Linked DNA regions of Homo sapiens: all the other regions are linked to region 1. The links are chromatin contacts, found by Hi-C or POLR2A ChIA-PET in ENCODE. All regions are on one chromosome and are shown on one strand. The core of a region is the stretch at or near the end of the contact, and the rest is flanking DNA. Distances in the headings are between cores, read along the strand shown.

Region 1 (4,255 bases), core at 528-3,027:
ATCATCTCTCAGTCCATCTTCATCTTGGCTGTTGGTCAGTCAGTGGCCAAGTCATGCCATTTCTACCTCTGCAATACATTTTGCATGTGGGTCTTTTTTCTATATCCAGAGTCACCTGTGAGTTTCTCATTTCCATTCATGCTTTTCTGCCTTCAGTCTTTCTCTTTTCTAATCCATTGTCCACAAGGCTGCTACATCAAGCTCCCGATCACTGTTTTGAGTGATGCTCTTCCTGAGCCTGAACTCCTTTGCTGGCCTGTCATTACCTGCTGGAGAAACCCTTCATCTAACCCCTCAAGGCCTTTGGAATTCAGCCCTGTATGACTTCCCAAGCTCATATCCCACTACCGCCACCAGAGCCACTGGTCTATACATGTCCTCTACCTTCTTTCCTGAATCTTCTCAACTTTGAAGTGTTCCTTCTCCCTCCCTCTTTACTTTCAATCAAACTCTGCATTAGATATGCACATCACCTGAGGGCGTTCCTGCTCTCCTTGCCTGATTGCAAGGAATTCTTCAGAGCTCCTAGCTCTTTGCTTTCCTTACTAGACATCAACTACTTTCTTCGGAGAATCCTGTATCCTACTAGACTTGCATAGGGAACCTGTTTTCTATGTACTATGAGCTCAGTTACATTAAGCTGAACATCAAACTCAGCTACTTCCTCAGGGAAGCTTAACAAGTGCTCACAATGGCCAGGTGCAGTGGCTCACACCTGTAATCCCAGCACTTTGGGAAGCCGAGGCAGGTGGATCCCCTGAGGTCGGGAGCTCGAGACCAGCCTGGCCAACATGGAGAAACCTTGTCTCCACTAAAAAATGAACAAACAAACAAAACACACACACAAAAATGCTCACAATGCTGGATTAAACATTTCTTTCCACCGGATTCTCAGTGAGATTAAGCCATTTTATGGGAAACAGGGAAAGGGAATCACTTATATACTGGATTCAGAAAACAGTAATGGCATGATTAAAATTAATCCTTGTTTTCCTTCATTAGAGCTCCCCCACATCTGCAGCGCCCCCTCTTACTCTTGGTTTCCCATGTGATAGATTTGAGGCAGGATTTCATGCTCAACTTGGTGTCCACAAATCCCCTCCAGAAAATGTTAGCCTGTAAAGCCACCTATACTTCTAGGTATATTTACATTTAATGTAGACAAAAGCATTTACAGGAAGACAAATGGAGTTTTTTTCATTATGCCTATGACTGATTATTTTCTCATTTGGTATTGGGAAGTCCTAAGGGATTCAGGATTTTAGTTCCAATTTTCCTAATGTAATGGGTACCATTGCCCCCATTTTATAGATGAGGAAGCTGAGGCTTTAGAGGTTTAGTAATTTGCCCAAGGTTATATTGTTTGTTAGTGGTAGAGCTCCAGTTTGAACCCAATGGTTTAGAAACCATGATTTAATATATATGCTGCAATCTACTACTTTTGTGGAATGATTCACAGTTGACTGCATAGGGTAATTGTTGAGAGGGAGACTGATTAGAGGAGTGAGTGGGCAGCAAGCCTTGATATCGTCACCCCTCCTTAAGTCATAGAACTATTAGGAAGTCTGACTAGGGAAACTCTAGAATTAAGATCAAGAACCTCCAGTCTTCAAAACCATTCTATACCTTATCCATCACCTCCTTTAAGTCATTTAAAGAAAGCAAATTGATTCCTTACCTGAGTCTCCAAGGCCTCAAATCTCAAGGGCTGATTTGGATGCTAGCTGCGGAGTTCAGTGGGTGCAGTTTGTTTCTCAAGCACACTGGGAGGGTGAGTGGTGTAGTCCAGGCCTGAAGATGAAATCGCTGATAGACATCAGGTGACAGGAAATCAGTAGCTTCTGCTACCTTGGGCTTCGCTCCAATTACTTTGGTTTAACACTTACCATAGCTGAAGGAGGTGCAAAAAAAGTTTCTGCCTTACCAGGTTTCACTTCTTGAAAAAGACCCCAGGGGACTGCCTGGCATGCTCATGCTACCTTAATTAGAAGAACTTCTGCAGCCCCCACCCTATAAGCAGGTGTGGATGGTAGGTCCCTGAGGACAAGAAAGATTCTAGAAGTTGGTCAAAGATGGGCCGTTAGCACTGACTTTTACCTTCTGGCTTCACTTTTAGGGCTGAGTAGGTGGGCAGGAGGCATCCATGCAGAGATTCAAGAATCACTGAGGCTGTACACTTGGCAGCACTATACTTAGGGGTCCCCAAATATTGTCCTCATTGGCTCACACTTAAGTTTCTTATGAACCATGTATATATCTTGTGTCAGATTTAGCAGAAATGGCCTAAAATTATACTTTAGTGCCATAGTACATGTACCCAGCCACTCAAAGCAAGAATTAGCCTCCATATTTGGAAATATAAATTGAAATAGCACTTTTACCTCTGAACCCACCTTTTTCTTCTGTCTGTCAAGTTCCCTTGTGTCCCCTCTCTTTTTAGTCTAGTCTGGAGCTGCAGGGTCATCAAGCACAGTACTAGATCAAGTAGGGAAATGGAAGAAGTTGGTAGTGTCAGGAGAGTCTAAATATTTGGGATGTGAATCAAAGTTTTGCCCAAAGATAATGTCCTCTCTCTCCCCCTACAATATTCAACTTTTATGTTCATATGTGGGATTTTTAATTACATTTTTATTTCCCTGTTCATTGCTTCATTTTATTAGAGACACAGAGCTATAGTTAGGTAATTATTTGTTTATTTAATCTAAAGGGATGAAATATGGCAGGCAGCTCTGTTGCCTAATTCGAGGTTCATTCCTGTCTCTCTCTTTCATCTCTTCTCTCTTTCTCTTTCTGCCTCTCTTTTTAAATTTAAGATAGTTTGGAACCATAGGGTTAGATCCACTGGGTAGAAGTAGTTCTGGGGAGGCTGATTGTGGTGTGATATTTAAAAAGATGCCACTCTAAAAAAAAAAATTGTTGGAGCCGTTCATTAGGGGAACTGGCTACCATTTCAATAGAGAATTTACTTCTTCAAGAATACTCAAGTAAAGTCATGCAGTCACCTCTCAGAGATGCTGTAGAGTGAAGGAGAGTGGGAACAGAAGATCCATCATCCATTTAACATTCTAATTGAGGGTCTATGCATATCTGCTGAAATGCTTGAGTGATTGGTGATGGGAGGACAATTACCTAGGGTCTGAGTTGTGGATGATTGTGAAACCTGAGGTTTGAGTCCTGGATGGTGGGGTGGTTAGAGGCATGTGCCTTCATTTTAGTTGGCATGGGAACAGGGTCAGGACTTGGCAAATGTATGGCAGCAAAGGGGCTTGAGTTGTGGCAGCACAACCTGGTCTTTTGCATCCTTTTCTCTGTTTGAGCCCTGTATTTCCCCAGTCAGTCTCAGGTTGTTTGCTACTTTGTGGCCAATGAGATAACTTAGGTGGCTCTATGTATGATTCTTCCCAAATAAACTTGAATTTGAATTTGTATGAATGCATAAACATTTACCTTGTCTTTGCTCATTTGAATGATCAACATTTTAGTGCTTGAGTGTGTTGAAATTCTCACTACAATTTGGACTTGTCAATAGCATCTTATTTGATGTATCACCATCACTCTTCCCCCAAGGTTTGAGAATATTTTATTAGGTTGATAACATATTTAAAATATTTCTCTTTGAATTAAGCCTATTTTCATTATCTAGTGACCTTGCTTCCAAAAGACAATCTTAAAGTCTACATAAAAGTATGCCAACTTTTATTTAGTTAGTATTTTCCTGATGTGAATTTCCTTTTTATTCTCTGCACGTCCCAGCACTCCAATTTTTTTAATCATTGCCTTCTATATGAAAACTGTGTGCTACATCATAATTATTTGTGTCCTTGCCTTAATCAGCCATTGTCTCCTTGTCCCTTGAAGGCAGGGTCAGTTTTTGTGATTGCTGTGTCCCTGGCAGTGCTGAGAAGGAATGGTTCTGTTTGGCTTTTTCTTTCACCCAGGTGATTGTCCCCAGGCTCTCCAATATTAGGAAGTAACATTATGCCACGTTCTCAACTTCTCAGCAAGGCCCTGGCACCCAGAATTATCTGCTGTTGGAGGGTTCTGGTGTCAAAGAATTGGTAAGGGAGACATAGGGCTCGTCAGAGGTGAGGCTAAAGATCTAATTGCAAATAGAACTTGGTTACAGGTCAGAAAATCCCATTGTTGCACTTATAAATAATTCATAGTAAGGAAAATGTAAATTGAAATACTTAAGAACTTTATAGTTGATAGGGTCTTCTTTCTCTTCTAAGGGACTATACATTTGGAACAGCTA
Region 2 (4,255 bases), core at 1,243-3,742, 890 kb after region 1:
AAAAGAAAAGAAACCGACTTAAGCATAGACAAGTAAATGACTCAAGAACATAGGCAAGTAAGTGACCGGAAAAGGACTTAAATCCACTCTTTGTCATTAATATACCTAGCCTATGGTAAGTCTATACTACGGTATTAATTTTCCATAGCTGCATAACTAATTACTATAAACAGTAGCTTAAAACAACACCTGTTCTATCCATTCACGGTTTATCCGTTCATCTGTAGATGAGAAGTCCCACATGATGTGACTGGGTTCTCTACTCAGGGTGTCACAAGACTGAAATCAAGGAGTTGACCAGCTTGAGTTCTCATCTGGAGGCACTGAGGGGAAAGCTGCTTCCAAACTCATTCTTGTTCTTGGCCAACTTAGGTTTCCTGCAGTTGCAGAACTGAAGACCAATTTCCTTGCTGGCTGTCAGCTGAGAACCACCCTCAACTTCTAGAGACTGCCCGTATATTTTTGCCACATGGTCCCCTCCATCTTCAAGTCTTGTGTTTTGAGTCTCTGACTCCTTTCTGCAACCAGCTAGAAAAAACCCTCTGCTTTTAAAGGGCTCAAGTGATTGGTCAGGCTCACCCAGATAATCACATATTTTAGAGTAACCTGTACTATATAATATCACCTAATAACAGGTTATAAATTAATATGATGAATTTCATAGTCCCAGGGATTATGCAGGGTTTTGTGGGGCTGGGAGGGTGTTTTGTGGGTCATTTTAGAATTTTTCGTACTTCAACTACCAAGGGAAACCAAAAGGGTGAAATTTAAGCTAAACAAATGATAGGCTCTTGAGTCTGAAAAAACTGTAAAGTCACCTAGTTTAGGCGTGACAGCCACAAACATCTCATTTCAGATGTACTCTTAATCTTTCTTGAGAATGACAGTCTATACTCATCCTCCATTTTAAGCCTATTGTTTATAAATTCTAAACTAAGGTCATGGCGCTTTTATTTCAAATTGTAATGAGTCCATGCTGGCTCCTTATTTATGAAGCAAGTGAATACAAAGCATTGAATTATTCTAACAGCCTTATGGAGTTTATATAAAACTTTTTTTTTTTTGAGACGGAGTTTTGCTGTTGTTGCTCAGGCTGGAGTGCAATGGCGCAATCTCGGCCCACTGCAACCTCCACCTCCCTGGTTCAAGGGAGTCTCCTGCTTCAGCCTCCCGAGCAGCTGGAATTACAGGCGTGCACCACCACGCCCGGCTAATTTTGTATTTTTAGTAGAGACGGGGTTTCTCCATGTTGGTCAGGCTGGTCTTGAACTCCCGACCTCAGGTGATCCGCCTGCCTTGGCCTCCCAGAGACACCGCATCTGGCTAAAACATTTTTCAGTGAATAAATGCAAGAGATGAAAATTATGAAATGGGAGGTGGAGGAGGAATAAAATCAGCATATTAGAGATATTATTAAACCACAACTTGCTTCTTAGAGTTTGAGGGAAGCCTGACTTAATTCTTTTTTTTGACTATATATATTTAAAAATGAAAAATGCCAAGATGGTATTCCAAAAATTGAGGTATATTTTTAATGCTAGGTTTAGCAAATCAATGCTTTTAACAAATACTGTACAGTGACTCTATGTTTACCTCATGTGGAGGTAGCATTGAAAGTCTACATTTGAAGCCTTTACAAATGGCCTTCCTTACCTCTTCTATATATCCTGGATTTCAATCTGAAGATATCTGTAAAAATCACAATGTTTATATATATCTACCTTGCAAAATCTGCCTTTGCACAAGAAAAACAAGTATATTTTAAAAATTTATGGCAGTATTGTTTTTAATAATGAGATATAGAAAAAGGTAAAAAAGCTGATAGTTGTCAGTTTGATTACATAGATTATGTTATAACCATACAATCCAATACTGGCGAACGTGGATTAAAAAGTATGATAGGTCTACATAACTGCCATGAAAAAAGTCCATAATATGTTTTTAAATGAAAAAAGCAAATTGCAGGGAACTTAAAACAACAACAACAACAAAAAACCCTGAGAAAAGTGATTTATCACTTCAGTTTGTAAACAAGGGCCTTGCCTTATCACCTTTGTAACATTTGTAAAATGCCTACCTCTAGCTGAATCCATATGATCTTTGTTACCACGGAACAAATACTATTTTATTATAATTATGTAGAAAAAAAGAAAAACGTCTTCCACGGCAGCCGAAATAGCTCAGTTGGGAGAGCGTTAGACTGAAGATCTAAAGGTCCCTGGTTCAATCCCGGGTTTCGGCAGCGCTTCCGTTTTAGGCGTTAGTCATCACTACATGTGATTTCTGCAGTTAACAGGGTCTTTCTGCAGTTAACAGGGTCAACACCCTGTGGGTTCTCACGCGGGCTGGGGCAGTTAAGGGAAACCTTATCGTCATTTTCCCCTGGGAGGGAGGATACTGGGGACATATGTCTTACCTTTTAAACTGCCCAGTACGAAGTTACGCCTCTGCCCTCACTTGGGACCTGGTTTGAGACAAGCTCTTCCGGAGCACTGCGCATAGCTCACTTTCTTGAGCAACCCTGTGTCCCCGCACCCCGCTCCTCTTCTTTCGGGTTCTAGGCAGCCGTGGGCGCTGCGACCCTTCTCTCACTGTCAGAGGGGCGGGAGCTCTCGGCCTGCGCCGCCTCCGCTGCCTGCTTGGTCGCGGGCTTGCCGGGAATGGTGACAGCCCGGGCCCCCTCTTGGCCAAAGAAGTCCTCGAAAGCGTTCGGCGCACGGGCTTTGTCCAGCTTTTTAAACCGTAACAAGGACCGGGGCCGGGCGCGGTGGCTCACGCCTGTAATCCCAGCATTTTGGGAAGTCGAGGCGGACGGATTACTTGAGGTCATGAGTTCGAGACCAGCCTGGCCAACACGGTGAAACTCTGTCTTTAAAAAAGAAAACAAAAACAATAACAAGGACCCTAGAACAGCTCTTAGGTGGGGCGGGAGACAGAGATCGGAAGCCCTTTCTAGTTTAAATCTACACTAGGGTTAGAAGACCAAATACAGGACGTCCAATTAATTTCCTTTTTTTTCTTTTTCCTTTTCTTTTCTTTTTTCTTTTTTTAAGATGGAGTCTTGCTCCCATGCTGGAGTGCAGTGGCGTGATCTCGGCTGACTGTAACCTCCGCCTCCCGGGTTCAAGTGATTCTCCTGCCTCAGCCTCCGGAGTAGCTGGGATTACAGGTGCCCGGCTAATTTTTGTATTTTTAGTAGAGACAGGGTTTCACCATGTTGGCCAGGCTGGTCCCGAACTCCTGACCTCAGGTCATCCTCCTGCCTCAGCCTCCCAAAGTGTTGGGATTACAGGCACGAGCCACTGAACCCGGCCAAAATTTGAATTTCAGAGAAACAACAAATACTTTTTAGTATAAACATGTCCCAAATATTGCATGGAATATACAAAGTACATATTTGTTGTTTCTGTGAAATTGGATTTAACTGGACACCCTGTATTTTTATTTTCCAAATTGCAAGTCACTTGTACATCATATCCTTGCACCCCTCTGAACCCTATGCACCACCTTCCCCACCCCAGCAAAGATATCCAGACGCTGTATGCAGGAAGAACTGAATTTCAGAGGACACCGTTTGATCTTCAACACCTGGCAGTTTACAAAACAGGTTTGTATCCATTGGCTAATTTGTTATCAGCACCAACAGAGAAGCTCCTGGCAGAGATCACTAGGAAACACCCCGGGAATCGGCCATCCACCAGTTTCTAGGCTTCCAGAGTTGTCCATGCTTGTCTGGCATGGGGGCGGAGGTCAGTGGAACTCGGAGGATATGGATTGAATTTCAGTAGAAAGCCTCATTAAGATGATGAACCACAGCCGGGCATAGTGGCTCACGCCTGTAATCCCAGCACTTTGGGAGGCTGAGGCGGGCGGATCACCTGAGGTTGGGAGTTCAAGACCAGCCTGACCAAAATGGAGAAATCCCGTCTCTACTAAAAATACAAAATTAACCGTGCGTGGTGGCGCACGCCTGTCATCCCAGCTACTCGGGAGGCTGAGGCAGGAGAATCGCTTGAACCCAGGAGGCAGAGGTTGCCGTGAGCGGAGATTACACCATTGCACTGCAGCCAGGACAACAAGAGCGAAATTCCGTCTCAAAAAAAAAAAAAAAAAAAAAAAAAAAAAAAGATGAGCCACTCCACTCAAGGCAAGGCAATGGAAAAACACACTTAGGGAGTGCCTTCTTTTTAGTCAGGCTGGACCATGGAGGGAGAGGAAGGAGATCCATGTGTCACATTCTAAGAACTCGCAGTGT
Region 3 (4,255 bases), core at 502-3,001, 840 kb after region 1:
AGAAATTCACTAGTAATGAGCTATACAAATGATCCCTGATAGTAAAAATTGCAGATTTTTAAAGAGTATTCTCTCTCCAGAATTCAATAAATACTTCGCTTCTTTTGAAACGATTTTCTTAAAAAGGATACTTTAATTTATTGACACTGGGAAGCACATTGGCAAAGAAAGTCAATTTCTTTTACAGTATCTAATAGCTATTTCTATTGCCTGTTCAAACTAGCAAAATGTAACAGATGCTAGATTCCCTAAAGTACGGCGCTTTAGGTTACATTTGCAACAATAGCTTACATCTAAATGTTACATTAGTTACTGAATTTGTAATCTTCACAAATGTGTGAATAGTCAGTTGATCAAAAATAACGATTTCCTGCTACAAGAGAACGCATAGCAGAAAATGTTCCCAACACAAAGATAATGTTTGAGATGATGGATATCCCAATTACACTGATTTGATAATTATACATTGAATACATGTATCACAATATCAGATGTATCCCTGAAAATATGTACAACTATATCAGTTTAAAGATATAAAAAAAATTTTCTGTCCAAAGTTAAATATGTACAACTACGATATATCAGTTTAAAGATACAAAAAATAATAATTTTCTGTTCAAAGTTAAGCATATACATGGCACCTATGATGCTAAAACCAAGGGCCTTTAGGTCTGGAAGAGACACATAAAGTCAGGTCCTCGCGAATCTACTTCTGAAGGGGACAGAATCGGTATAGGCATATGACAGTCTAGAATCAAGACACAAGGGGTGTGGAGCGATAAAGAGCAAACAGGGAAGGGAACTAGGGGGACCATGGATCCAGGAAGGGGCTGGAAAAGCTACTTCTGGGCACCCCTGGAATCTGGGTATCCAGCTTCGAGTTAGAAGGGGGTCCTTCAAGAGAGCCTCAGGCGGGGGCTGACTGCCGAGAGTTACTCTGTCCTCCAGGTTCTTCCTAACAAGAAGCTACGAAGTTCTTATTCAGAAAAACGGAACACGACATCACACCCACGTGAAAAAAACGCTTTTAAGAGGCCAAGTCACTTTCACCTCCCACCAACTTGCCAAAGGCTGAAAGCAGGCGGACACGCCCCCAAGCGCTCTTCTCCGATTTCATTGGTTGCCCCGGCCTGCTCCTCATTAGGTCTCTCTCACTGGTCAGCAATGCCGCTTTCACAGCCAATTCTCAGAACCAATCATCTCCAACTATTGCCCCGCCTCTCCACCACGTGAGTGGCATAGGTGCCAACCAATAAAAAAAGAAAATAAGGATGTAAAGACGAGACTCCTTCCCTTTTTCCTCAACTCGTTCAGTAAATGGTAGAAAAGGTGGAGCAGCTGATACCAACCACCAATCCATGAGGGCGGAAAAGGATGATGAGAAGAGCGATGGGAGGGGGTGACGTGGCAGTGACAGGCGCATAAACTGAAATGAATGGCGGAAACAGCAGCCAATCGGCGATCAGATTGGCCGGGCATTCCGCATTCTCCCGTCCTCCCTGAGCGCTGGAAACTTCAGGAAAGCACCAATGAGCTTCCCCAAAAGTCTGATTGGCCTTTATCTGAACCAATCAAAGGTGGGTCTGGCGGACGCGTCCCACCCCAGGCTCTCACTGGGCGCTGTAGAATGACAGGCCCGAGAGAAATGCCAATATCCGCGGGGTCTTCCTCAAGTGACACTCAGCGGCACCAATCGACGTCCTTCTTCCCGGCGGCCGAGCCCTCCTCCCCGCGGCTGGCCGGGCGGGGCGGGGACGCTGCGCGGCGGTGGCTGATGCGGTAGCCGTGTGGGGCGCTCCGGGCGGCGACGGCGGCTCTCGTAGGCGGTTCCGGTCTTGTATCTCCAGGCGGCGGCGGCTCATGGCGGCGACGGAGCTGAGAGGAGTGGTGGGGCCAGGCCCGGCAGCCATTGCAGCACTTGGCGGCGGCGGCGCCGGTCCCCCAGTGGTGGGAGGAGGCGGCGGCCGCGGAGATGCGGGGCCAGGCTCCGGGGCCGCGTCAGGGACGGTGGTCGCGGCGGCGGCGGGAGGCCCGGGCCCGGGGGCCGGGGGAGTGGCGGCGGCTGGCCCGGCCCCTGCGCCGCCGACTGGGGGCTCGGGCGGCTCGGGCGCTGGGGGTTCGGGCTCGGCTCGAGAGGGCTGGCTCTTCAAATGGACCAATTATATCAAAGGCTACCAGCGGCGATGGTTCGTGCTGAGCAACGGGCTCCTGAGCTACTACAGGTAACTGCTTCCGGGGCGCTGTCGCTCACCTTGCCTCCCCCATATCTGCCAACAGTCCCAGCTCCGGCATTACCGCCAGCCGGCACCGCAGCCAGGGTTGCCCCAGGCCCCTTTTCGTCATCTGTGCGGATTGACAGCCCAGGGGTCGGAGCCCACTGTCACGAAAGTGAAAAGCCCCTGGACGTACACCTCCCCTCCCCTCGGGTTACCCACTCTTGGTGCCTTATCTTCCCTTCGCTCCCGGCCTTTCCAGTCATTAGTCGTTTGGAGAGCGTCTGTGCTTCCATTGTATTTCCACCAGCACATGGGTGCAATTATTAATTCTGCAAGCAAGGCACTGGTGTAGGTACTAAGGGAACACATGCAGCAGAACAAACCCGAGGCACTCCTCCCAAGGAACTTACAGTGGAAGTCCCAAGTTGTAGCTGTCAGTGCCCAGTCTCCAAAACTCAAGGTTATTCGTAGCTCTGGATGTACCCGTCCTTGCTCCCTTCACATTCAGACATAAGGGCATCACACACACAGGGTGGCTTCGGTATTCCGTCCCCTTTCTGCCTTATCTCTCCAAGACTTTGCATGTGCTTTGGCCTCTGGACAGCCCAGAATGGAGATGTGCACCCCAGTGCTGCTTTTATTTTTGCTTGCCCCACCTCCTCCCGTGGAAATGATTAAGTGTTTTATCTGGCATTTCTGTGATTTTTTGGTTAGTTAGGATTAACTTTTATTAAAAGAAGAATCCATGTCTTTGGTGTGATTACTTCTGTTCAACAAGGTTTATTTTGGACTGTTTAATATATATTTATGGTGACTCATAACCTGGCCATCACATGGCACGCTTTTGGGCTAAAAAGGATAGAGGAGTTAAGATAGGTGATTTGGGGACAGGGCGTAAACATTTCCTGAGGGCTGGACAATGTGTCTAGGTGTTTTATATACAGTATTTCATTATAGTATTTTGTTGACTCCCAACAACAACCCTAGGAGTTGGGAAATATTCCCATCTTACTGATGAGGAAAACAGACTTAGCATGGGCAACTTTCCCAAGGTTTTTGAGCAGCTGGGATTTGAAACTACTTCTGTTCACACTAATCTAACCTAAAACTCAGGTTAGTGTGAAATGAATCGGTCAGTTACAGAGATAATTGCTTATCAATAGCAAGTAATTTTATGGATCATGCTTACTATGTGTATTTTATGCAAAAAGTATAAAAGTCTCCTTTAAGGGATATTTTGCTTAATGACATTCCAATTGAAATATTTTTTTCCAGAGACCATCCTCTTTGAGACCCAAAACACTGATGTTGAAGAGCAGCTCACTCTATATTTCTTTTCCTTCACCAGGAATCATTCTGCTACCCAGAGAGTTAGGCTGAACAAGTCTCTTTTCCATCAACTCCACTGTATTGGCTCTTAGAGAATTTTGAGGAGAAATTGAAGGTGGGAGTTGGAGGTTGTTGGCAGGAACACATTTTTACCTGTCCTCTTACAGGGCAAAATGCCTTAGATAGCTCATCCTCACTGCTTAATCAACAGTTGTGAATAATTGTATATTTCATTTGCATTACTGTATTCAGAATTGATTTTAATTATGACCCTTTCGAACTACTTATCCAGGACCATCCATTTAAACTTAGATTACAAATCTAAAATTTTAATTTCCCCAGATTTTTCTCTCATTCAAGTTCATGTTTTCCTGTTATTATTGACCATCATTTTAATGTTTAATTGATTTATATCCTGACTTGTGTCGCAAGTCAATATTAATACTGTTTTTGCATTTTCAAAAATTGTATATCACCTCAGGGCCTTCGTATGTGGTCATTTCTCATCCAAGTTCTTACCGGATCCACTTTCCAGGCCAGTTGATTCTTTGATCAGTACTAGTGTTGATCAATAGTGATCTTAGACACTAATAACTTACATGTTGCTGTCTCTTTAAGTATTTGTTACCACTTTTAACTTCTCCCTTACAAGAGCTAGTGGTACCTGTCTGACTACATATAAAACTCCTTCCAAAACATACCAAACCACA
Region 4 (4,255 bases), core at 962-3,461, 790 kb after region 1:
GCTCTGTCACCCAGGCTAGAGTGCAGTGGCGCGAACTCGGCTCACCTCAAGCTCTGCCTCCTGGGTTCACCCCATTCTCCTGCCTCAGCCTCCCGAGTAGCTGGGACTACAGGCGCCCGCCACCACGCCCGGCTAATTTTTTTGTATTTTTAGTATTTTTAGTAGAGACAGGGTTTCGCCATGTTAGCCAGGATGGTCTCCATCTCCTGACCTCGTGATCTGCCCGCCTCGGGCTCCCAAAGTGCTGGGATTACAGGCGTGAGGCACCGCGCCAGGACTTTTTTTTTTCTTTTTTAATTTCTGAAAACTTAAGACTTTTTTCCTAATCTGTTTTTACTATTGATATCTTACATAATGATCAGAAAACATGATCTGCAAGATCAGGGATCAGCAAACTCTGTAAAGCGCCAAATAGTAAATATGTTACACTTTACAGGCCACACTGTATCCATTGTAACCACTCAACTCTGACTTTATAACATTAAAGCAATCAAAGACAATATGTAAATAAATAAGGTTGGCTGTATTCCAATAAAGCTTGCTTTACAAAAACGGGTGGCTGGCCAGATTGGACTGTGGGCCATAGTCTGCTAACCCTTGATCTACATGGCACCAATTCTTTGGTAATTATTAAGATGTACTGCTACTTAGTTTTTTTTGTTTGTTTGTTTGTTTTTTGTGAGACGTAGTCTTTGCTCTGTCACCCAGGCTAGAGTGCAGTGGTGCGATCTCGGCTCACTGCAAGCTCCGCCTCCCGGGTTCACGCAATTCTCCTGCCTCAGCCCCTCGAGTAGCTGGGACTACAGGCGCCCGCCACCACGCCCGGCTAATTTTTTGTATTTTTAGTAGAGACGGGGTGTCACTCTGTTAGCCAGGATGGTCTAGATCTCCTTGACCTTGTGATCCGCCCACCTCGGCCTCCCAAAGTGCTGGGATTACAGGCGTGAGCCACCGCGCCTGGCCTGTTACTTAGTATTTGATGTTTTATAATGTTCCATGCATGCTTGAAAACCAATAAATCATCTTGTCCCGACGCTCCACTTCTTTAAAGTTCAGGCCTGGCCCATGTCAACATTTGCTTTTGTTATTCTGGCACAGTGATTAAGACACTCGGTTTTTAATAATCAGACAAATCTCAGCTGCTAGCTTTACCACTTGCCATTGGGTGGTTGGAGGCAAACAATGTCGCTAATCCTCAGGTTCCTCAACTGTAAACTGAGAAAATAACAGTACCTACCTCATGGGGGGCACATAAGGAAGGATTCAATGAGATAATCCATTTTATAAAGCGCCTAGCAGAGTCCCAGGCAGCCTTCAATCGTTAGTAGTGTTACCATCATGAGGCAGGTGTAATTATACCCATTTTACAAGAAACTAAGGCTCAGAGAGGTTTAGGTAAGTTGCCCAAAGTTTCCTAGCCAGTGGCAAAGCACAAGCTCCCACCCAGAACTTTTCTTCACAAATTCAGCGTTTCCGATACTCAAACTGATCCAGACACACTAACATTTAGGGGATTTACTGTATGCCATTCCGAGACGAGGCTGCATTTTAAGACGCCCAGGGAAGAAACGGATTGCGAAACCCAAAAGAATTCATTCTTTGTGCTGCAAGTTTTGTCTGAAAGGAAAGGGGCAAGAAGGGCATGGAGCGTGCTAGAGGTAACAAACCACCCAACAGAATTCTGGAACCAGGGGGCCGAAGCTTCTAAGCTGGACACATTCCTCTGTGGGTTCGATCCTCTAAGGAAGTGGAGTCACCCAGCGGCGCACCACGGCCCGAAGACCCTGCTGCTGCGTGGCCAGCGGCCCACGGCCGTGCGGCCCTTCGAGGCTCTGCAGCTCCTCGCGCCTAATGAGCCTGGCGCTTAAAAATACCACCCTAGTTAAACCTCCCGGAACCTGTCTTCAGCATTTCAAAAAAAAAAAAAAAAAAAACGGGCGCCGTCATCACTTTGAGCCACATAAATCACAGCCCTGACCTGCTGTGGATTCAGCAGGCGACGAGCCGCTGAAAGTGGCGACGAAGTCCGCCCCTTTCGAAGACCAGCAACTTTCCATTCTTTTTTCCCTGCGCAAGGCGCAGATTGCAACGGGGAGACCCCCGAGCAGCCTGAGGAGTGAGTCGGACGTTGGAAAAACTGCCCGGGAATCTCATCTTTCCCAGCCCAGGCTAAGCGCAGGATTCTTCAAAGCTATATCCTGTGACAATCACAAGGGTTTTCTCCGCCCCACGGGTGACGGAGAACTCGTGACCGGCCCCTGAGCTCCAAGCCGAGCGCCTAGAGGGCGCGGAGAAAGAGGGGGCGGAGCTACAAGCCCAGATCACCAGGCAGCCGAAGACGGGCAGCGCGTGCGCAGTCTCTCGCCACGGGACCTCCTTCCCGCCGCTGAGACTAGGAAGCGGGACGCCAAATCTGTCCCTGCGCAGCCGCCGCCGCCGGGCGCCGAGCGGGGTGGCCGCCCTGCCTGAGGCGCGCCTGCGCACGTCCCCACGCACGCTCCGGCGTACGGCGGCGGCCAGGGGTCGCGAGCCGGTGGAGGACCCGCGCGCGGAGGAGCCGGGGAGTCAGCGCTTCTTCCCTCCCTCCCCCTCTCCCCTCCCCGCTCCCTGCCCCCCTCCCCAAGAATGTTCCGCTACGAGGTGAGCTGTTGCGACCGGAAGTGACCCCTCCCTCCCTCCCGCGCCCCTCTCCCTCACTCTCTCTCCGCGCGCCGGTCCTGTGTTCCTGCGGGGCAGGGGGCGGGCTGGGGGAGTCGCAGGACTTAGCTGGACGCGACTGGTCTGGGGTCGCGGGTCTAATCCTAGGGCTGGGAGCTGGCTTCATGGGTCGAGACAGTCCCATTAGTTGCCGCTGGGGAAAGTTGGCCTCCGTTTTGGGGTGGGGAGGGCCCGTTAAGTGCTGTAACCAGACCACACCCCCGCCCCCACCCCTAGAGGAGCCACGGAGGGTAGAGCACTGCATCTCCCCGGGTGCTTTTCTTAAGTAGGTGTCACCCGGGAATTCCCAGAGCCGCGTTTCCCGCCCTGGACCCGGAACCACCCCCCACCCACCTCCACTCGAATTACACTGACACACATCCCATTCACACAGGCTACCTTCAGGTGAAGGGGGCCTGGGCTTGCCGTTGGATTAGGGCCCCAGCCCGTTTACTAAAGAGGGCTCCGAGTTGGGAGGGGGGCGTGTCCTGCAGAAGTTCCTTCTGGGCTAGTGCTGGGAGACGCGGGTTTGGAGAAGGTGCCGGGAATGTAGCAATAGCAGCAGACAGTACTGACCCTGTCACCAACTCACTGTGTGACCTTGAGTGACTCCTAATCTCTGGACGTAAACTTTCTGAATTTGTAGCATGAAAGAACTGATGTAAATGATCCTTAAGAATTTTTAATTTAAAAAAGCAGCGATTTGGTAAAGTAGATATTTGTGATTTGGAAGGGAGTACTGCTGGAAGTTGCCTCTGATAAGGAGGCAGTGGCATGCCTATTGGCATGAGTTTGGAAGGGCTCTGGGGTAAGAAGAACGCCCTTTGACCTAATCTTTCCATTGTAAACAGGGTAGCTAAGAGGTAGCCAGGCAAGGTGTATCACAAACGTACCTACTGATAGAATATGGAATTCTGATTCTGAATTTTTGAAAATTGAGGACAGGTATACTTGATAGGAATGATCTAAGACCAAACCAAAAGGAAAACTTGGAGAATAAATCAGTTGAGTAAGATTGAAGTAAAGGGGGAAAATAGAACACACCTAGGATGTGGTGGCCTCTAGCCTTTGTTCGATAATCTGTAATCTTTGCCCACTTTGATCATCACAACTCTCTGCCATAGTTGGTATTGTCCCTGCATTACAATGTAAGACATTGAGCCTTACAGCCTAGCACAGAACCTTAGACGCAATAGGTCCTTAAAAGGTATTTGATGAATTAATTAGAAATTTTCTGAGTTGCCCATGTTCACACTGATTGTAGGAATGGAGCCAGAACTTGAACTTGTCATACCACAGCTTTTCCAGAGTTCATTTTATTGTGGTTGAAGACCTAATTTTCTGTTTCATCACTAGAGTTTAGGCCTATAGGGAAGATAAGAAAGATGGAAAATGAAGACAAAGCTTTAAAACGGAATAATAGTTGAAAAGATGACATGAATATAATGAGAAAGATGAGAATTTTGCTGGAAAAGATACATAAAGATACAAGAAAATAAAGGGTTCATTATTAATTGTCATCAGTATTCCAACCAGTGATGTAAGGAAAGTTGTGGGC
Region 5 (4,255 bases), core at 1,087-3,586, 710 kb before region 1:
CTCACGCCTGTAATCTCAGCACTTTGGGAGGCCGAGGTGGGTGGATCACCTGAGGTCAGGAGTTCGAGATCAGCCTGGCAACATGGTGAAACCCTGTCTCTACTAAAAATACAAAGACTAGCCGGGTGTGGTGGTAGGCGCCTGTAATCCCAGCTACTTGGGACGCTCAGGCAGGACAATCACCTGAACCCAGGAGGCGGAGGTTGCAGTGAGCAGAGATCACACCATTGCACTCCAGCCTGGGCAACAAGAGAGAAACTCCGTCTCAAAAAAAAAAAAAAATCACATAGCACAAAAAGGCTTATGACAAAAAATTAAGGTCATCTGCCCTGGCCCTCCCTAACCCTCAGAAACAATTTCAACCTAGCTTTCAAACAGGTGCTGTCAATGGGAGTCACTCTGACATTCTGTACCAAGTGAAATGTTTGCAAAACCAACATGCCCCCGCTCAAAGGAGTCACCAGTGTCTCAGAAGGGTCAGCAGCTGACCTTCTTCATGGACCCCTTCTGTTATAAGAAGGAGTTTTGACAAATTCAGTTTGACAGAGTTTAATTGAGCAAATAATGATTTGTGAATCAGTCAGCCCCCAGAACCAGAATAGGTTCAGAGTGACTCTGAGGCTGCCAGGTGGTTGGATAACATTTAGGGATAGAAAACGGAAAGCAGGTTGGGCGTGGTGGCTCATGCCTGTAATTCCAACACTTTGGGAAGCCGAGGCTGGAGGATTGCTTGAGTCCAGGAGTTCCAGACCAGCCTGGGCAACATAGCGAATCTCCATTTCTATTAAAAAATAATCATTAAAATTTAAAAATAAGAAAAGAAAAAGGAAATAGATGTCCAGAAAACAGAAGCGAGGTACAGAAACAGTTGGACCAGTTATGTAAGCGCAGAACCAGCCCCATCTGGTTCAACTTTGTGTAATAAAGTGGTGAGTTGTTTTTTCAGTTGCCATGATCCCAGGTTGCAAGTTATGTAACCTGAGCGTGCCCAGAAGAACCAAGCATGCAACCACAGGCGCAACCTAAATGCTCAGACCAAAGAACCGGAACAGAATTAAGAAGTAGATACATGGTATAAGCCATGATCTAATCAGATTGAGCCATGGCATCATCCCATGGCAAGATCCAGTCAGATCATTGCTTATTGCAAGATTCAATCAGATCACTGCTCATTACCCTCTGCCTATAACACCTGTCACAGCCCCTGGCTTGGGGAGACAGATTTGAGCATGTCTCCTTCCCAGTTGACTTGCAACAAATCTTTCCCTCTACAAAAACCTGATACTTCGGTGTTTGGCTTTCTGAGGGCAAAGGGATCCAGTTTGGTTCCCTACCAATGACAGATTGACATTTGCCTTATTGGAACAAGGTTTGAACAGGTGGCTGCCTGTGATTGGCTGAAACTCTGTGATTGGTATGAGTAGGATCCAGTTCACTATGTACGGAGAAACCTTTAGGACAAACTTAAGATACGCCAGGAGACAACTTTAGGCTAAACTGGACACTTCTCCCCTTTTGGTCAACCTCTTGATTTTGAGAGGTTGGAAACTTTAGACATTGACATCAGTTACCATTGTAAATAGACTTATTTGGTCTCAAATTCCCCTGGGAAATAGCAGAGCAGTGGGTTTCATAGGTGGGAAAGGGAACAGAATAGAAAAAAAAAAAAAAACACCTGATTAGTTAACATCAGGTCACTTCAGATTCCTTTTTTTAAGGGTTAGAGCAGAGGGGGCTTCCTTATTATGCTGGACTCTCCTGTTTCCAGGGGGGAAGGGAGGAGATGGGGAATACTGGTAATTCTGTAGAATGAATGGGTGGGGGAAAGAGATTAACTAGTAAATGGAAATGAGTGTGTGGTGGCCTTGGGGCTCCTCAGTCTGAGCTCAGCCCATCTGGGGCTCCTCCTAGGTTCTGGGCTTCCATCTGCTTCCCCCTCCTTTTGGGTCCCTCTGAGAAGCCTCCCAAGATCGAGCTGTGTACAGAGCGAGTCCTCGCTGGCCACTCGGAAGGCGGCGGACGTCCGCGCCGGCGCACTAGCCCAGAGCGGCCTGGTCTCCGCCCAGTGGGCGGGGCCTCTTACCGGGGGCGGGGCCGAGGCGTGCGGCGAGCGCTGGAGGGGTCTCGTGGGCGCTCCCGTGGTTGTGGCCCGGGCGGCCGCGAGCGTGTGTGTGTGGCACGATGTCGTGGTAACTCAGAGGCGCGCGAGGCGGGGCGGCCAACGGGGTCGCGGGGCGAGCACGCGCGCCACTGGGGCGCCGGACGTTGCAAGGGGGTCACATCCGGTAGGGGGCGGGCCTGGCGGACCCCGGAAGTGTGGGCGCGGCTGCGGTTTAACCCGCGGTGGCGGCGGCGACGGCGGCCCTGGCAGGTGAGCGGAGACTGGGGAGGGTCCCGGCTCTGCCGCAGGCGGGCGGGGCAGAGGACGACGGTGGGGGCGGCGCCGGCCGTGGCTCCCGGAGCGCCCCCGCCTGCCCGCCTCATCCTGGCAGAGGCCGGTGATTGGGCACGAGGGGCGCGTGACTCTCGCCGGGGGCCGGCGCCCCTGCCCCTCGCGGTGGGAGGGAGGGAGGGAGAGCGCGAGGCGCCGCCCCGGCTCCCCGGCGGGTCGCACCTCCAGTTCCGCCCCACCACTCACCGCCACCCTCCTTTCTGCGTCTCTGCAGGCCCTCGTCCCATATGTGAGCATCTTGCGGTCACAATTCTGATGACATTAGAGCCAATTAGCCCATTGTATAGATGGGGAAGCTGAGGCCTAAGAGTAGGGTCCGACTTGCCAGAGGGCACGCGGGAGACGAGTGGCAGAGGGGAGGTTGGAGGGACTTTGCTCTGTGACTTACTGGCTTGTGCCCTTTCTCCAGGGCATTGAGAGATGGGAGTTTCAGCTTTGGCTTTGTTCAGGACTCAGACTTGGACCTCCCAGCATCACTGAACATTTCTTACCCCGGGACCCTCTGGGCGCAAAGGGCACTGATGTATACATACCCATTATATGCCTGGTTCCTCTTCATTTCCTCCTCAGCCGATGAGGCGATTTCCCACTTTACGGATGGGAGAAGGAGTTAACTGGAGGTGTTTTGTGAGTTACTGGCAGAGTGGACTCTACAACCTGGGGTTTTAGTCGCTGAGCTGAGGCAGTGCTTTCCCAGCTACACCTTGTCTGGGCTCACTTACCCTGGGAATGTCAGTCTTCAGCTCCAGAAACTTCCCACTCATTTCCCTTCGCTCCAGCGGTACCTCAGTTCTCTTGCTGCCTAAGGCCTTTTCCACCCTCTTTATTGGCTCCAGGAGTCCCATTTCCTACTAATGCACCAAGATGCTGCCACCAGACTCTCAGTTCTGTGACTTTTGGCCTTAGAGCTGGAGGTGGTGGTGACCGAGGAACTGGGGAAAGAAAGACTCTTACTTTGTTGTCCAAAGCTGCAACCCTGCAGACACCTGAACTCTGTAGTTCCGGGTGGGATCGGGGACTGTTGCAATGAAAATACTGGACGCTAAACTGAGTCTTTGTTCTTTGCGGTCATAGTGCCCAGAAAAGCCTTTTACCTAGATTATCTTGGAAATGTGGTTCCGTGCCTTTGTAATTTCCATTAAGTAGAACATTTTCATTGTAGACTTTCTGAGCAGTTTCTGGCCGCTGTTTTGCAGGTAGCAATAGCTGTGATTTGTTGCTTGGCTTCATATGCTGGGCACTGTTCTAGGGCTTTCTGAACATACCGAATTTTGCGAACATGTCCAAATAGGTGATGATCCCGTTTTACAGATGAAGTGAGTTGCGGAGATGTTAGATAACCTGGCTAGTGTCACACAGCCAGTAAGTGGCCAAGTTTGGATTTTTTTTTTTTTTTTTTTTTTTTTTTGAGACGGAGTCTTGATCTGTCGCCCAGGCTGGAGTGAAGTGGTGTGATCTCAGCTCACTGCAACCTCCGCCCCCTGGTTCAAGCGATTCTCCTGCCTCAGCCTCCCAAGTAGCTGGGATTATAGGTGCCCACCACCACGCCCGGCTAATTTTTGTATTTTTTATTTATTTATTTATTTATTTTTTTTTGAGACGGAGTCTCGCTCTGTCGCCCAGGCTGGAGTGCAGTGGCGGGATCTCGGCTCACTGCAAGCAATTTTTGTATTTTTTAGTAGAGACGGGGTTTCACCATGTTGGCCAGGCTGGTCTCGAACTCCTGAGCTCAGGTGATCCACCCGCTTTGGCCTCCCAAAGTGCTAGGATTACAGGTGTGAGCCACTGCGTCTGGCCACAAGT
Region 6 (4,255 bases), core at 559-3,058, 650 kb after region 1:
TCTGTGAAAAATGGCATTGGAATTTTGATAGGGATTGCACTGGATCCGTAGATTGCACTTTTTGGCTCTTTTGAAATAAACAATAAGGTAGAAGTTTTGGGGTACCAAAAGACTTAGAGACCAATCAAACCGTGATTTTAGTGCCACTTCATTTTTCACTCAAAACAATATTGCACAATATTCAACTTGAGGACTAAGCTCTGATTTTTTATCTTGCCCAAATTCCTACCTAAGGGAATCATGCCCTACAAACCATAAATTCTCATCATATAGGTTTTATTTTACCCTATATATTGTGACTTACTTTTCAACATGACTCTGGCATAACATTATGAGACAAAGAAAAAAATATTTAACCCCAAAATATATTTCTTTGCCATATCTTGAAATTGCCCTGCAAAGTCTCTTGCGGGAAAAATCCATTTCTATAGGTATTCTCTTTCCCCTTTGTTTTCCTTCCTTCCTTCCCAGATCCAGGAGACAATCAACTAAGAGCCAGGCATATTTTTTTTTCTCTGTCTTGCCCAGTCTGGAGTCTGGAGTGCAGTGGCGTGATCTCGGCTCACTGCAACCTCCGCCTCCTAGGTTCAAGTGATTCTCCTGCCTCAGCTTCCCGAGTAGCTGGGATTACAGGCACCCGCCACCACGTCCAGCTAATTTTTTGTATTTTTAGTGGAGACGGGGTTTCACCATGTTGGTCAGGCTGGTCTTGAACTCCTGACCTCAGGTAATCTGCCCGCTTTGGCCTCCCAAAGTGCTGGGATTACAGGCGTGAACCACTGCGCCCGGCCTCCAGGCACCCTTTAAGTCAGATAAAAAAACAATTTACAACAGTCTTTCTCTAAAGTCTGCTATCTAAGAGCTTCCTCTGCATAATAAAACTTGGTCTCTACAATCATTTATGTTTAACCTGAACATTCCTTTCTATCCATCCCAGGTCTTTGGACAAACTCAACCAATTGTCAACCAGAAAATGTTTACATTTACCTATAGCCTAGAAGCCCACCTTGACTTGTCCCGCCTTTCTGAACCAAACCAATGTATTTCTTAAATGCATTTGATTGATGTCTCATGCCCCTCTAATATGTATAAAGCCAAGCTGCACTTCTACCACCTTGGGCACATGTTCTCAGGACCCCCTGAGGGCTGTGTCACAGGCCATGGTTGCTCATATTTGGCTCAGAATAAATCTCTTCCAATATCTTACAGAATTTCACTCTTTTCATCAACAATATTGTTCATTCACTGAGATCTCTGGAATCACAGACTGTGCTCAAATTCTGATGGTACTGTTTTCCTGTTGTATGACCCAGAACAAGTTAAATTATTTCACCCTCAGGATGGAATCTGCAAAATAAGTATAATGACTTATCTCACAGATTCGTTGGCAGGACTAACGAATGAGGTACTCAATGACACATTGCAATTGCCCTATACATGTTAAACCATTGCTAAATCTGGTATTCTCCTAATGTCTTTGAGGGGTCCCCTAGAAAATCATCTCAAAGGCTGTGAATCGTAAGGGACCACCTTGCTAAGCAACCGGCAGGCACTAACAGTTGTACTCCGCAGAAAAATAAATAAATAAAACAAAAGACTCCCCGCCCCGCCGCCCTCTTCTTCTGGGGAAAGACTGGAGATTGGAAGGAGAACCCTAGAGAGCCAACAGGGCCCCTGGGCGTGGCTGGGCGGACGGCGCCTTTGACCGCAGGAACTCAACCTCCCCCGGAACTCAACCCCCGTCGCTCGAGTTTCTTTCGCTTCCGTCGGGACTCTGCGGAGTGGACCCGAGTGAACACAACTTCCGGCCCCACTGAGCGGTGTCCTGAGCCGATTACAGCTAGGTAGTGGAGCGCCGCTGCTTACCTGGGTGCAGGAGACAGCCGGAGTCGCTGGGGGAGCTCCGCGCCGCCGGACGCCCGTGACCATGTGGAGGCTGCTGGCTCGCGCTAGTGCGCCGCTCCTGCGGGTGCCCTTGTCAGGTCAGAAGTCCCTTTTGGTTCCTAAAGACTTTACCCCTCTTCCTCCCCCACCCTCCAGTGCTTTTTCTCCCTAACCCAAAAGGCGGCTCTGCATATGCTTGGTGAAGCACTGGTTAGGAACTACGCTATCGCACCGCCGACCTCCACCGTAGGGGTTCGTGCAAGAGGGTCACAGCTGCGTCTGGGAGTCGGCGCCCAGAGATCCCGGCTGGCCTTTTGCGGAGCCTGAGCCTTTGAGTCCATTTAGTGGAATCCGCATCCCACACCTCAAGACTCCTCCGGCGGAAGTACTTTTGGGCGGGCGCGGTGGCTCACGCCTTTAATAGCAGCACTTTGGGAGGCCGAGGCGGGCGAATCACTTGAGGTCAGTAGTTTGAAACCAGCCTGGCCAACATGGTGAAACCCTGTCTCTACTGAAAATACAAAAAAAATTAGCTGGGCGTGGTGGTGGGCGACTGTAATCCCAGCTAGTCCGGAGGCTGAGGCAGGAGAATCTCTTGAACCCGGGAGGCGGAGGTTGCAGTGAGCCGAGATCGCGCCACTGCACTGGATCCTGGGCGACAGAGTAAGACTCCGTCTCAAAAAAATAAAATAAATAAAAATAAGAAGTAGTACCTTTGGCCCAGGTTGTATCGGGGTCCCGGCCTGTTACCTTCGTCGTTTAACTTGATTTGTCTTTGTAGATTCCTGGGCACTCCTCCCCGCCAGTGCTGGCGTAAAGACACTGCTCCCAGTACCAAGTTTTGAAGGTGAGAGCTTGTCTTTCTCCTGTTCGTAAATCTTTTCTCTGATGGAAACCAGGAGCGGGTGGGAGATGACATAGGAATGTTCTCGTGTTTCCCATCCCCGTTCACTCTTTCAATAAATATGTTTTTAGAGCTTACAGTTTTGCCAACTAATATTCTGAGCACTAGAAATAAATCAAAGACAAAGGAAACCAAAAAAGTTCCTTGCTCTTACGGAGCAGCGTCTAATGAGATAGCTCCCCTAAAACCTCCCACTGGTGTGTGTCCCATGGTCCACTCAGCCAGTAGTCATTGGCCTGAAATCTGGATTTTTGAGCGGGCATGGTGGCTCACGCCTGTAATCACAGCACTTTAGGAGGCGGAGGCGGGTGGATCACTTGAGGCCAGGAGTTGGAGACCAGCCTGCCAACCTGGTGAAACCCCATCTCTACTAAAAATACAAAAAATTAGCTGGGCGTGGTAGTTTACACCTGTAATCCCAGCTACTCAGGAGGCCACTGCACTCCAGCCTGGGCAACAGAGTGAGACTCTGTCTCAAAAGAAAAAAAAAACCTGAACTTTTGATGTTCTTTCCAAATAAGTTTACATATATGCAGTCATCTAACGATATGTGAAAAAGCTTTAATTTGTTAAATTTAAGCCACAATATCGTAAAACTAGTTTACTTTTTAAAAAAGAAATATACTGGAACCCTCAAAAAAAATGAATAGGGTCTGTACATCTGAGGGTCTTCTGTACAGAATTGTTAAACCACGTTTTGAAAGTACATTTTGACTTGTAGGTGAAAGAAAGCATTACTAAGATTCTCTGTAGCTACATATAGAAGTTGAGGGGCAGCTTCTGAAACTCTGATAGTAATAATTTGGTATTTCCTCAAACTCTTCTATTTTGTATTTGTCTCCATTATAAAGCCATACTTGGTTCATTTAAGAAATTTTTAAAAATGATTTGTATGTTAACTTTTTTCCCCAAATCGTCAAGTAAGGATGATAAAGAAGATGTCACATGTCTGGCCTGAAGTTTTGCCCACCCACCAAAACCTGGCACACTGACCTGTGCAGGTCTCAGCATGAAAAGTCCCTGCATATATGAGAGAAAGAGCATTGATCAAAGGATTCCTAGGTTGTAAGTTTCTCAACAAGAATGTGGCAGAGCTGGAGAACTTAGATATTTTTATGTACAATATAGTATTCTTCCACTACCCCCATTAACATCCAGAGAGGCAGGGAAATATATGTATATATTTTTGTGACATGGTATGTAGCTTTGCTGTTGAACTGGATGGCATAGACCAGATTATAAAGTGTTTTTAGCCCTCGGGTTCCTCTTCTATAAAATGGAGATTAAAAATACTACCTGCCTAATATCCTGTTTGTTGATCTGGGTAATAGTGGTGTGTGTTCATGTGTTCACTTTCTGGTAATTCACTGAGCTGTATATTTTTAATTTGGCCCTTTGATATAGCTGTGTTAAACTTTGACAAGTTTAAAATTTTTAAAAAGAGAGCCCTGAAAGAATACCAAGGCT

Evidence for each region. A loop is a pair of places that touch in the nucleus more often than their neighbours do. ChIA-PET counts read pairs that join two places held with the same protein, here RNA polymerase II (POLR2A). Pooled maps may share reads with other maps.
Region 2: a map with no recorded cell type shows a loop between it and region 1 (6-fold over the local background). The contact joins the promoter of LINC02739 here to the promoter of MS4A1 in region 1. A Hi-C loop is called at or near these places in 14 of 37 single-sample maps with no recorded cell type and 8 of 50 pooled maps.
Region 3: a loop to region 1 is called in a pooled map, with 6 times the contacts of the local background. The contact joins the promoter of OSBP here to the promoter of MS4A1 in region 1. A Hi-C loop is called at or near these places in 1 of 37 single-sample maps with no recorded cell type and 4 of 50 pooled maps.
Region 4: a map with no recorded cell type shows a loop between it and region 1 (8-fold over the local background). The contact joins the promoter of PATL1-DT here to the promoter of MS4A1 in region 1. A Hi-C loop is called at or near these places in 6 of 37 single-sample maps with no recorded cell type and 4 of 50 pooled maps.
Region 5: a pooled map shows a loop between it and region 1 (28-fold over the local background). The contact joins the promoter of VPS37C here to the promoter of MS4A1 in region 1. A Hi-C loop is called at or near these places in 6 of 37 single-sample maps with no recorded cell type and 5 of 50 pooled maps.
Region 6: a loop to region 1 is called in a map with no recorded cell type, with 4 times the contacts of the local background. The contact joins the promoter of MRPL16 here to the promoter of MS4A1 in region 1. A Hi-C loop is called at or near these places in 6 of 37 single-sample maps with no recorded cell type and 5 of 50 pooled maps. POLR2A ChIA-PET finds 5 or more read pairs at or near these places in 1 of 52 experiments (OCI-LY7).

The regions. Positions count from the first base shown.
Region 1 is chr11:60,453,369-60,457,623 of GRCh38, reverse strand. It overlaps MS4A1 (membrane spanning 4-domains A1), which reads right to left and starts at 1,777. Exons shown (of 8, transcript NM_152866.3): 1 at 1,679-1,777.
Region 2 is chr11:59,564,367-59,568,621 of GRCh38, reverse strand. LINC02739 (long intergenic non-protein coding RNA 2739) reads left to right here and starts at 2,492. Exons shown (of 5, transcript NR_187292.1): 1 at 2,492-3,607. TRF-GAA2-1 (tRNA-Phe (anticodon GAA) 2-1) reads left to right here and starts at 2,170; the gene lies at 2,170-2,242. RefSeq lists enhancers at 2,197-2,696, 2,672-2,851, 2,697-3,198.
Region 3 is chr11:59,613,270-59,617,524 of GRCh38, reverse strand. It overlaps OSBP (oxysterol binding protein), which reads left to right and starts at 1,751. Exons shown (of 14, transcript NM_002556.3): 1 at 1,751-2,222. The coding sequence starts at 1,861. LOC101927226 (a long non-coding RNA gene) reads right to left here and starts at 1,571. Exons shown (of 3, transcript XR_001748237.2): 1 at 1,350-1,571. RefSeq lists an enhancer at 1,289-1,378 and silencers at 1,579-1,878, 1,899-2,118.
Region 4 is chr11:59,667,266-59,671,520 of GRCh38, reverse strand. PATL1-DT (PATL1 divergent transcript) reads right to left here and starts at 2,211. Exons shown (of 4, transcript NR_187296.1): 1 at 1,979-2,211. PATL1 (PAT1 homolog 1, processing body mRNA decay factor) reads left to right here and starts at 2,484. Exons shown (of 19, transcript NM_152716.3): 1 at 2,484-2,640. The coding sequence starts at 2,626. RefSeq lists enhancers at 1,935-2,224, 2,151-2,445 and a silencer at 2,405-2,754.
Region 5 is chr11:61,159,507-61,163,761 of GRCh38, reverse strand. VPS37C (VPS37C subunit of ESCRT-I) reads left to right here and starts at 2,336. Exons shown (of 5, transcript NM_017966.5): 1 at 2,336-2,371. RefSeq lists enhancers at 1,747-1,886, 1,897-1,946, 1,687-2,279, 2,280-2,873 and a silencer at 1,937-2,696.
Region 6 is chr11:59,808,331-59,812,585 of GRCh38, reverse strand. It overlaps MRPL16 (mitochondrial ribosomal protein L16), which reads left to right and starts at 1,808. Exons shown (of 4, transcript NM_017840.4): 1 at 1,808-1,982; 2 at 2,666-2,731. The coding sequence starts at 1,928. RefSeq lists an enhancer at 1,595-1,814.